Regions from separate parts of the Homo sapiens genome. Here region 2 is linked to region 1. Evidence: read pairs that join two places in POLR2A ChIA-PET (ENCODE). Cell type or tissue: OCI-LY7. All regions are shown on one strand. Each heading gives the region's core, and the rest is flanking DNA. Links, peaks and the distances in the headings are about the cores only.

What was found. Peaks named below come from ENCODE experiments on the same cell type or tissue, not always from the same donor. Only the 100,000 strongest peaks of a DNase experiment are listed, where the experiment ranks them.
Region 2: POLR2A ChIA-PET joins it to region 1 with 6 read pairs; 2 of 35 experiments call an interaction of 5 or more read pairs at or near these places.

Annotation. Positions count from the first base shown.
Region 1 is chr12:75,911,396-75,915,797 of GRCh38, forward strand. No RefSeq gene overlaps it. Among named protein-coding and RNA genes, the nearest start is that of PHLDA1-AS1, 120 kb to the right of the region's middle. In OCI-LY7, for the core only: no CTCF peak of the experiment used is centred there; a DNase peak (open chromatin) is centred at 2,616.
Region 2 is chr12:76,000,675-76,005,076 of GRCh38, forward strand. LOC105369847 (a long non-coding RNA gene) reads right to left here. Exons shown (of 4, transcript XR_945110.4): 3 at 2,640-2,748; 4 at 1,698-1,923. Among named protein-coding and RNA genes, the nearest start is that of PHLDA1-AS1, 28 kb to the right of the region's middle. In OCI-LY7, for the core only: no CTCF peak of the experiment used is centred there; no DNase peak of the experiment used is centred there.

The DNA.
Region 1 (4,402 bases), core at 263-4,262:
AATTTTCTATTGCCTAGTGATATCACAGCACAACTTATTATTCATGTGTTTGTGATGATGCTGCTATAAACAAACCTATTGCACTGCCAGTTGTATAAAACTATACCACATATAGCTGGGCATGGTGGCTCACACCTTCAATCTCAGCATTTTGGGAGGTTGGGGCAGGCAGATCACTTGAGGTCAGGAGTTTGAGACCAGCCTGGCCAACATGGTGAAACCCTGTCTCTACTAAAAATGCAAAAATTAGCCAGACGTGGTGGCAGGTGCCTTAATCCCAGCTACTCGGGAGGCTAAGGCAAGAGAATCACTTGAACCCAGAAGGCAGAGGTCACAGTGAGCCAAGATCACACCGCTGCACTCTAGCCTGGATGACAGAGCAAGACTCCATCTCAAAAAAAAAAAGTATACCACATACAATTATGTACAGTACATAATACTGATAAAGATAATAAATGACTATATGTTAATGGTTACTTTAGAGTATACTCCTACTTATTTAAAGAAAAAGTTAACTGTAAAACATCCTAAGGCAGGTCCTTTAGGAGGTATTATATTTCAGAAGCAGGCATTGTTATCATAGGACATAACAGCTCCATGTGTGTTATTGCCCATGAAGACCTCCCAGTGGGACAAGATGTGGAGGTTGGAAGACAATGATACTGATGATCCTGACCCTGTGTGGGCCTAGGCTAATGTGTGTTTGTGTCTTCTTTTTTAACATAAAAGTTTAAAAAGTAAAAATAAATTTTAAAAAGCTTATAGAATAAGAATATAAGGAAAGAAAATATCTTTGTACAGCTGTACAAGGTGTTTGTGTTTTAAGTGTTATTTCAAGAGTTAAAAGGTTTTTAAAAATTTTTTAAGTTTATGAAGTAAAAAAGTTACAGTAAGCTAAGGTTAATTATTATTAAAGAAAGAAAATATTTGTATAAATTTAGTGTAGCCTAAGCGTACAGTGTTTACAAAATCTACAGTAGTGTACAGTAATGTCCTAGGCTTTCACATTCACTCATTCACTCACCACTCACTAACTCACCTAGAGAAACTTCCAGTCCTGCAAGCTTTATTCATAGTACATGTCCTATACAGGTGTAGCTTTTTTTTTTTTTTTTTTTTTTTTTTTTGAGATGGAGTCTCTTTCTGTCACCCAGGCTGGAGTGCAATGACGTGATCTCGGCTCACTGCAACCTCTGCCTCCCGGTTTCAAGCAATTCTCTGCCTCAGCCCCCCGAGTAGCTGGGATTACAGGTACCCGTCACCTCGCCTGGCTAATTTTTGTAGTTTTAGTAGAGACGGGGTTTCACCATCTTGCCCAGGCTGGTCTTGAACTCCTGACCTCGTGATCCACCTGCCTCAGTCTCCCCAAATGCTGGGATTACAGGCATGAGCCACCATGCCCAGCTAAGGTATAGCATTTTTTATCTTTTGTACTGTATTTTTACTTTTTAGGTATGCTTTTTATGTTTTGATATGTTTAAATGCACGAATACCATTGTGTTACAACTGCCTACAGTATTCAGCATAGTCACAGGCTGTACAGCTTGGTAGCCTAGGAGTGATAGGCTATACCATAAAGCCTAAGTGTGTAGTAGATTATACCTTGTAGGTTTGTGAAAGTGTACTCTATGATGTTTGGCAATCACAAAATCGCCTAAGGACGCATTTCTCAGAATGTATCCCCATCATTCAGCCATACATGACTTTACATAAAATACATACGCACATTTTTTAAATTAGTGACAATGTACAGATGAATAAGAAACTCATCTCGGCCAGGCATGGTAGCTCATGCCTGTAATCCCAGCACTTTGGGAAGCCAAGGCAGGTAGATCATTTGAGCTTAGGAGTTCGAGACCAGCCTGGCCAATATGGTGAAACCCCATCTTTACTAAAAATGCAAAAATTAGCCAGGCCTGGTGGCACATGCTTGTAGTCTCAGCTCCTCGGGAGGCGGAGGCAGGAGAATCACTTGAACCCAGGAGTCAGAGGTTGCAGTGAACCAAGATTGCACCACTGAACTCCAGCCTGGGCGACAAAATGAGACTCCGTCTCAAAAAAAAAAAAGAAAAGAAACTCATATTAATCTGTGTAACACAAGTTTGCCAAAGCCTTATAAAGCTAAGGGTACACATGGGAGTCAGATCAAGAGTAATTGCACCAATTCATTCACTCTTGTTTCTACCCACACACTTCAGGACCCCTTTCCAGAATTGCTATTTCCTTCAGATTGTTCTGTGAGTCACTAGGCAGTATCAGGTGTTATCAAAAATGCTGTCAATGTGCCCACTCCTTTTTCCTTCCACTCCCTCCCACTTGTGGGAGGCCTAAGCAGAGGTGACTGCGGAAGGCTGCAGCAGGGTGCTGCCCCTGGGCTTACACAGACACCACTCCTGAGGGGCTGCTGTTGTCCAGGTATTCCCGAGCCCTCACTTTGTGGCAGACATGCTGTGCCTAACACAGAAGTGGGAGGATGCACCCAGTGTCCGCTCTGAGCCCAGCCCAAGCCAAAGTAGCTATTTAAAACTCCCTGTGTCTGTAGTTAAGGGCTATTTAAAACTCCCTGTGTCTGTAGTGAGGCCTAGCGTTCTCCTTTCCATTAACCTCTCTGATAGGCCATATGAGCAAATCTGGCAAGCACACAAACATTCATTTTCAAGCAGGTGCAAGAGTCATGGAGTTTGTTCTTCAACTCAATACACTTCAGTGCACTTCTCAGTGCACTGACGATTGTGGCCTCTGAAAAGACTGTTGCCTGCAAATTTCACTAGCAGCATATGGGACAGTGATATGGTTTGGATGGGTGCCCCACCCAAATATCATATTGAAATGTAATTCCCAGTGCTGGAGGTGGGGCCTGGTGGGAGGTGGTTGGATCATGGGGCAAAGTTCTCATGAATGAGAATCATCCCCCCTTGGTTCTTTATACAGAGTGAGTTCTCATGAGATCTGGTTGTTTAGAAAATGTGTAGCACTATCCCCACCCACCCCCCCCATCTTCTCCTATTCTTTCCATATAAGATGCTGGCTCACACTTTGCCTTTCACCACAAGTAAAAGCTACCTGAGGCCTCTCCAAAAGCAGATGCTGCCATGATTTCTGAACGGCCTGCAGAACTGTGAGCAATTAAACCTCTTTTCTTTATAAATTACCCCATCTCAGGTATTTCTTTATAGCAATGCAAAAACAGCTTAATATAGACAGTATTCTGGTAGCAGGCAGGTACAGCTCCCCTCTGGTTAGAATCAAGATAAAATCCTCTATTAAGCACCTGACAAGAGACCCAGTATACCCTAGGTCTAGAACACCAGTTCAAAAGGGAGTCTACTACCTTTGCCAGATTCTTAAATCCTATTCCTGTGATATTGGAGATGCCTGTACAATATTCTACCAATTCACATTTTATGAACAGCTGTTGTTTCAGCAAAAGGAAAATAATTTCTGATATCCTTTACCCCAATTACCATATCCTTCAGGGCTAATCAGAAACAAAGTGCTTGCAGTAAGTAGGTTCTTTCATACACTTATTTTTATTGTTTTATGATTTAAAAATAGGTTTAATTATGGAAATCTCAAATATATTCTAAACTAGAGACTACAGTAATAACCGCCCTTAACCCATCACCCACCTTTGACAATTATCAATCCCAGACCAATCTTGTTCATCTCTATCCAGCTAGTCTTCCTCTCCCCTCATACCCAACCCAAACAATGACTTATTTTGAAGCAAATCCAAACATCACATCATATCATCCACAGATGCATTAGTATGAAGCTCTAAAATATAATATAACCACATCTTAAAATCATTATCACACATTCAAAATTAGCAATATTTTTGTAATAAAAAATGTTTTCAAGTGCAAACCACCCACATTGTATTTCAAATGCTAACTAATTGCCCCAGGGTGTATATGAAAACAAAGTAACATATGGATTACACTGACCAATAAAGTATATTTAACATTCCGTAAATATCCTTTTGTTAAAATTCATATGATATGTCGGTTTGGGGTGGCAGGGTTGGGGGAGTGGGGGTGGGGGCAGGGCAGGGAATGACCAAACCACCTCTTAAGTAATATACATTGTGTTTGGGCACTGGTTCAAGGGAGGAGGGAGGAGAAGAAAGAGTGAAGAGCTCTGTGCCATTGTGCTTTTTAGTGAGGCAAGATTAACCATCATCCCTTATGTCTGTGCGTTTGTTTTATTTATCTGTGTATATAATGTATACAAAGGACAAATGAGTCCTAATTTACAACACCCAGTCTTTCCAGATGTTAAAGAGGTTGTCAGTGTGTGACAAAATTACAATTAGTAAACTAATATATTTTGTATATTTTGTTTTAAAATTCCTGGGAAAGATTCTCTTCTGAAAATCCGAGCATTATAACCCACTGGGTTG
Region 2 (4,402 bases), core at 129-4,128, 89 kb after region 1:
TTCACAACTTGGCTAACTGGTAGAAGAGGCCTAGCTTTTGACCTATGTCCGCTTTTGACATATCTTTCTTACTAAGTGTAATCATTTCCAGCTTTTGATTTAAAATGAGACATGAGACTTTTCCTTTCACTTGAACACTTAGAGGACATTGTATGTTATTAAGTGGCCTAATTTCAATATTTTAGTGTCTCGGGGAATAGTAAGGCCTGAGGAGAGAGAGATGGGGCAACAGCGGGTTGGTGGAGCAGTCAGAACACACACAACATTTAACAATAAAGTTTCGGGTGTGGTTCTTGGTGCCTCAAAACAATTACAGTGGTAACATCAAAGATCACTGATCACAGATCACCATAACAGATATAATACTAATTTTTAACATTTGAAATATTGTGAAAATTACTGAAATAGAAGCACGAAGTGAGCACCTGCTTATTGGAAAAATGGTACAGACTTGCTTGACACAGGATCTCCACAAACCTTCAGTTTGCAAAAAATGTGATATCTGCAAAGTGTGGTAAAGTACAATAAAACGAGGTATGCCTGTACTGTATAAAAAATGGATTGGAAAAGGGAGGGAGTAGTGGCAAGGAAGTCCTAAGACTCTACTGGGACACTCCAAACACAAGGCAGGGAGGGCCCACCAGCTTTCATCCAGGTGCTACCAAGGAGCAACTGAATAAAAAACCATTATTCGGCTTTTTAAAAATGTAGATCCCTGAGTCACACACAAGACCTCTGTTGAATCAGAATCTCTGGGTGTGGGGACCAAGTATTTACATTTTCATCATTCTCTCCAGGTAATTCTTAACTCATTAACTAATTTAAATAATTACATATAGAAGAAAATAGAAGATCAACTAAGTCAGAGGTCAGCAAACTTTTTCTGTAAAGGGCCAGACAGTAAATATATTAGGTTTTATAGGTCTAAAGAATTTTAGGCTTTGCAGTCTCTGTCACCAGGACCAGTTATATAATTTGTAAGGCCCAGTGTAAAATAAAAATGCAGAGTCCCCTTTTTAAAAATTATTAATATCTGCAAGATAGTTGCAGCTGAGCGTTAAACCAAGCAGGAGATCATTCTAAAGGCTGGGGCTTTCTATGACCATACAGGTCTCACGCCTGTGAAGCCAGCCCTGTCTATTACAACTGTTCGCCCCTGCCATTGTAGTGTAGAAGAATCCATAGACAAGTAAATGAATGGGCAGGGGACATCATGATTTGGCTCAGGGCTGTTGTCTGCCAACCCCTGAAGTAGACCATCTTTTAGCATGTCAGCATGCTCATAATATTCACAAAGTTTATGAAATGCTAACATAAAAAATAGAAAATAAGCCAGGCATGGCGGCTCATGCCTGTAATCCCAGGACTTTGGGAGGCAGGTAGATCACTTGAGGTCAGGAGTTTAAGACCAGCCTGGCCAACATGGCGAAACCCATCACTACTAAAAAATACAAAAATTAGCTGGGTGTGGTGGCATGCACCTGTAATCCCAGCTACTTGGGAGGCTGAAGCAGGAGAATTGCTTGAACGCAGGAGGCGAAGGTTGCAGTGAGCCGAGATTGTGCCACTGCACTCCAGCCTAGGCAATAGAGCTAGACTCCATCAAAAAAAAAAAAAAAAAGAAAGAAAATAAAAAATAATAAAAATAAAATTGTTTATTATTTACTGAATAAATACAAATGCATACAAGGGTTAACTTAGCTAGGTAAATCTTCAAACGAATTTTATTTATATTGGTATTTTTACTTAATGCAAGAGAATGAAAAAGTTGCATTGCATGGAGAAAGAAACAGGGATGCTTAGATACCAAAAGAACATCACGGTTCAGGACGTCTCTGATGCAAGCCTTGTTCCGGGTTTATCTCCCATCTATACATCATAACTCAGTTCAAATTCTTCAAAGAAATGTATAATCTGTTCATTCTACAAGATTATCCAAAAAGTAAAGACAGTTTTTGCATTTGACTCAGAAATCAGATTATGGCAATAAGGAATTTTCTATCAGAGTAATCTAAGAATGATTTAGAATTCAATTGAAATTGGAAAAAAAATAGCAACTTCCAACCAGCAATATCTAATCAGCTTTTTCCCTGATGTAACATTCCAGCTATAACACTGTATGTTCTACTGTGTCTGACATGGTATTACTGTCTCCTACCAAAAGGCCTTAGCTGCTCTCTCCACTAATAAAATTAAACCATTAAAAAAAAAAAACCAAGATAGTATATTTAAATGTAATAACATTTATGAAAAGCGACTAGCTCAGACACATAGCAGGTGGTTTACTTTACTCTCTTTAATGATAAAGCCATACAAAACAAGAATTAAAAGAAAGGCATTATCAGTTTATCAGAGGAAGAAAAAAATGCTTCCTGGCATTTTTTCCAGTCTTAATTATTCTGGTGCCCATGGCCATGACTGTTTTAGAAAAACATATGCTGCACAGCTGCAAATGCAAACCTGATTACCTCTAAATTAACAACATGTAGGAGGCAACACTTGCAGCTGTGAGAGAGAACCCCAGTGCAACACAATCCCCCTAACATTTGTAACTGTTTATTTTATTATAAATATCTTTAAATAATCACAATAAAAATCCACAAAGAGAGATGAAACACAACAAAAGCAATAAAACTCACCATTGCCACTTCTTTTTCTTGACCAACCACTTGGGGTCATTATCATGTGAGGCCAAGTTGTTTTTCTTTGTTGATCCTCTGGCACTGAAGACATGGTATCTTTCAGCAGCTGCAAGAATCACAAAGGAGAGACTGCAGAGTCTCTCCTTCAGCAGCCAGGGAGCTGGCATTTCCAGCCTATACACCTCACGTCAAACACGGGAAGTTGGAGAAGAGAAATCACAGCTGGGCATTTCTGCTTAAGTTTCCTTTTTTGACAGCCAACTAATGTGCCATGTAATGAGAGGTCAGAAATCAGTCTGGGGGGTGGGGGGTCATTTCCTTGAGAAATAGCATTTCTTTCAACATGCATCAAAAGGAAGAAAAAGAAAGAAGGTTGTAGGTGACTTAGGGTCTGAAGCATTTTTGGTTTGGCCTGAACGAAGACTAACACCTGAGTAGGGAAGAACAATTGGTAAATTCATCAATCAGAATTTTGCTGAGCTCAGCTGGGCACGGTGGCTCACACCTGTAATCCCAGCACTTTGGGAGGCCAAGGCAGGTGGATCACAAGGTCAGGGGTTCGAGACCAGCCTGGCCAATATGGTGAAACCCCATCTCTACTGAAAATACAAAAATTAGCTGGGCATGATGGTGGGCACCTGTAGTCCCAGCTACTCTGGAGGTTGAGGCAGGAGAATCGCTTGAACCTGGGAGGCAGAGGTTGCAGTGAGCCAAGATCGCGCCACTGCACTCCAGCCTGGGCGACGGAGCAAGACTCCGTCTCAGAAAAAAAAAAAAGAATTTTGCTGAGCTCATGTTCAGTGAAACTTATATATCAGTGGTGTCCTCCACACCATGTAAGAATCTTCAAGAGACCCAAAAAACTACAGCCATGAACCGAATAACAGACATTTTGGTCAATGCAGAAAGATGATAATACCATGTTTTTATTATACCTTGTTTTTTCTTTAGTACACCAGTACATACCATTGTGTTTCAATTGCCTATAATATTCAGTACAGTAACATGCTGTACATGTTTGTAGCCTAAGAGCAATAGGCTGTACCATATGGCCTAAGTGTGTAGTAGGCCGTGCCATCTAGGTTTGTGTAAGTACATTCTGTGATGTTCATATGATGAAATCTCCTAATGGAGCATTTCTCAGAACATATCTGCATCATTAAGTGATGCATGACTCTCTATATAAATGCTCTATGCTTGACCTAGAAGCTTTAACTCTATCGTTGTTGAGGAGGTAGAACATATTCTTATGAAACCATGGAGGACTGAGTACTAACTGATTTGGTAAAGATCCTAAATGCTGTGGAATTGGAAGAAAGAGGAGAGTAGCGAGCAAGTTATGACTGTAAGTAAATTCCTTAACCTCACTGAGTTCAGATTCCTCATCCATAAGATGAGTATTATGATGCGCACCTCATAGATTGTTGTGAAGATGACATGGGATTATAGACTGGCACATAGTAGGCCTGCAAATTTTAGCTGAATCTCTATCTGAAGCAAATGTCTGGAGAACCCAGTAGGGGAAAATATGAGTGTGTGAACATGGCATTTTTATTTGGCAGCAAGGAGACTGGGCCAGTAAGAGCAAAGGATTTGTGTCAGCCTGTACCATGAGGTCCAAGGGCAGCAGCGATTGTAGAGCCAGGTATAGTGATAGACTGTTGTCCATGAAGGCAGGAGAACTAACTGCTGGTGTGTGACTTAATAAGGCAGAGGCTGCCGGCTTTTCTCCAAACTTCATGGTCTTGTCGTGTACCTGG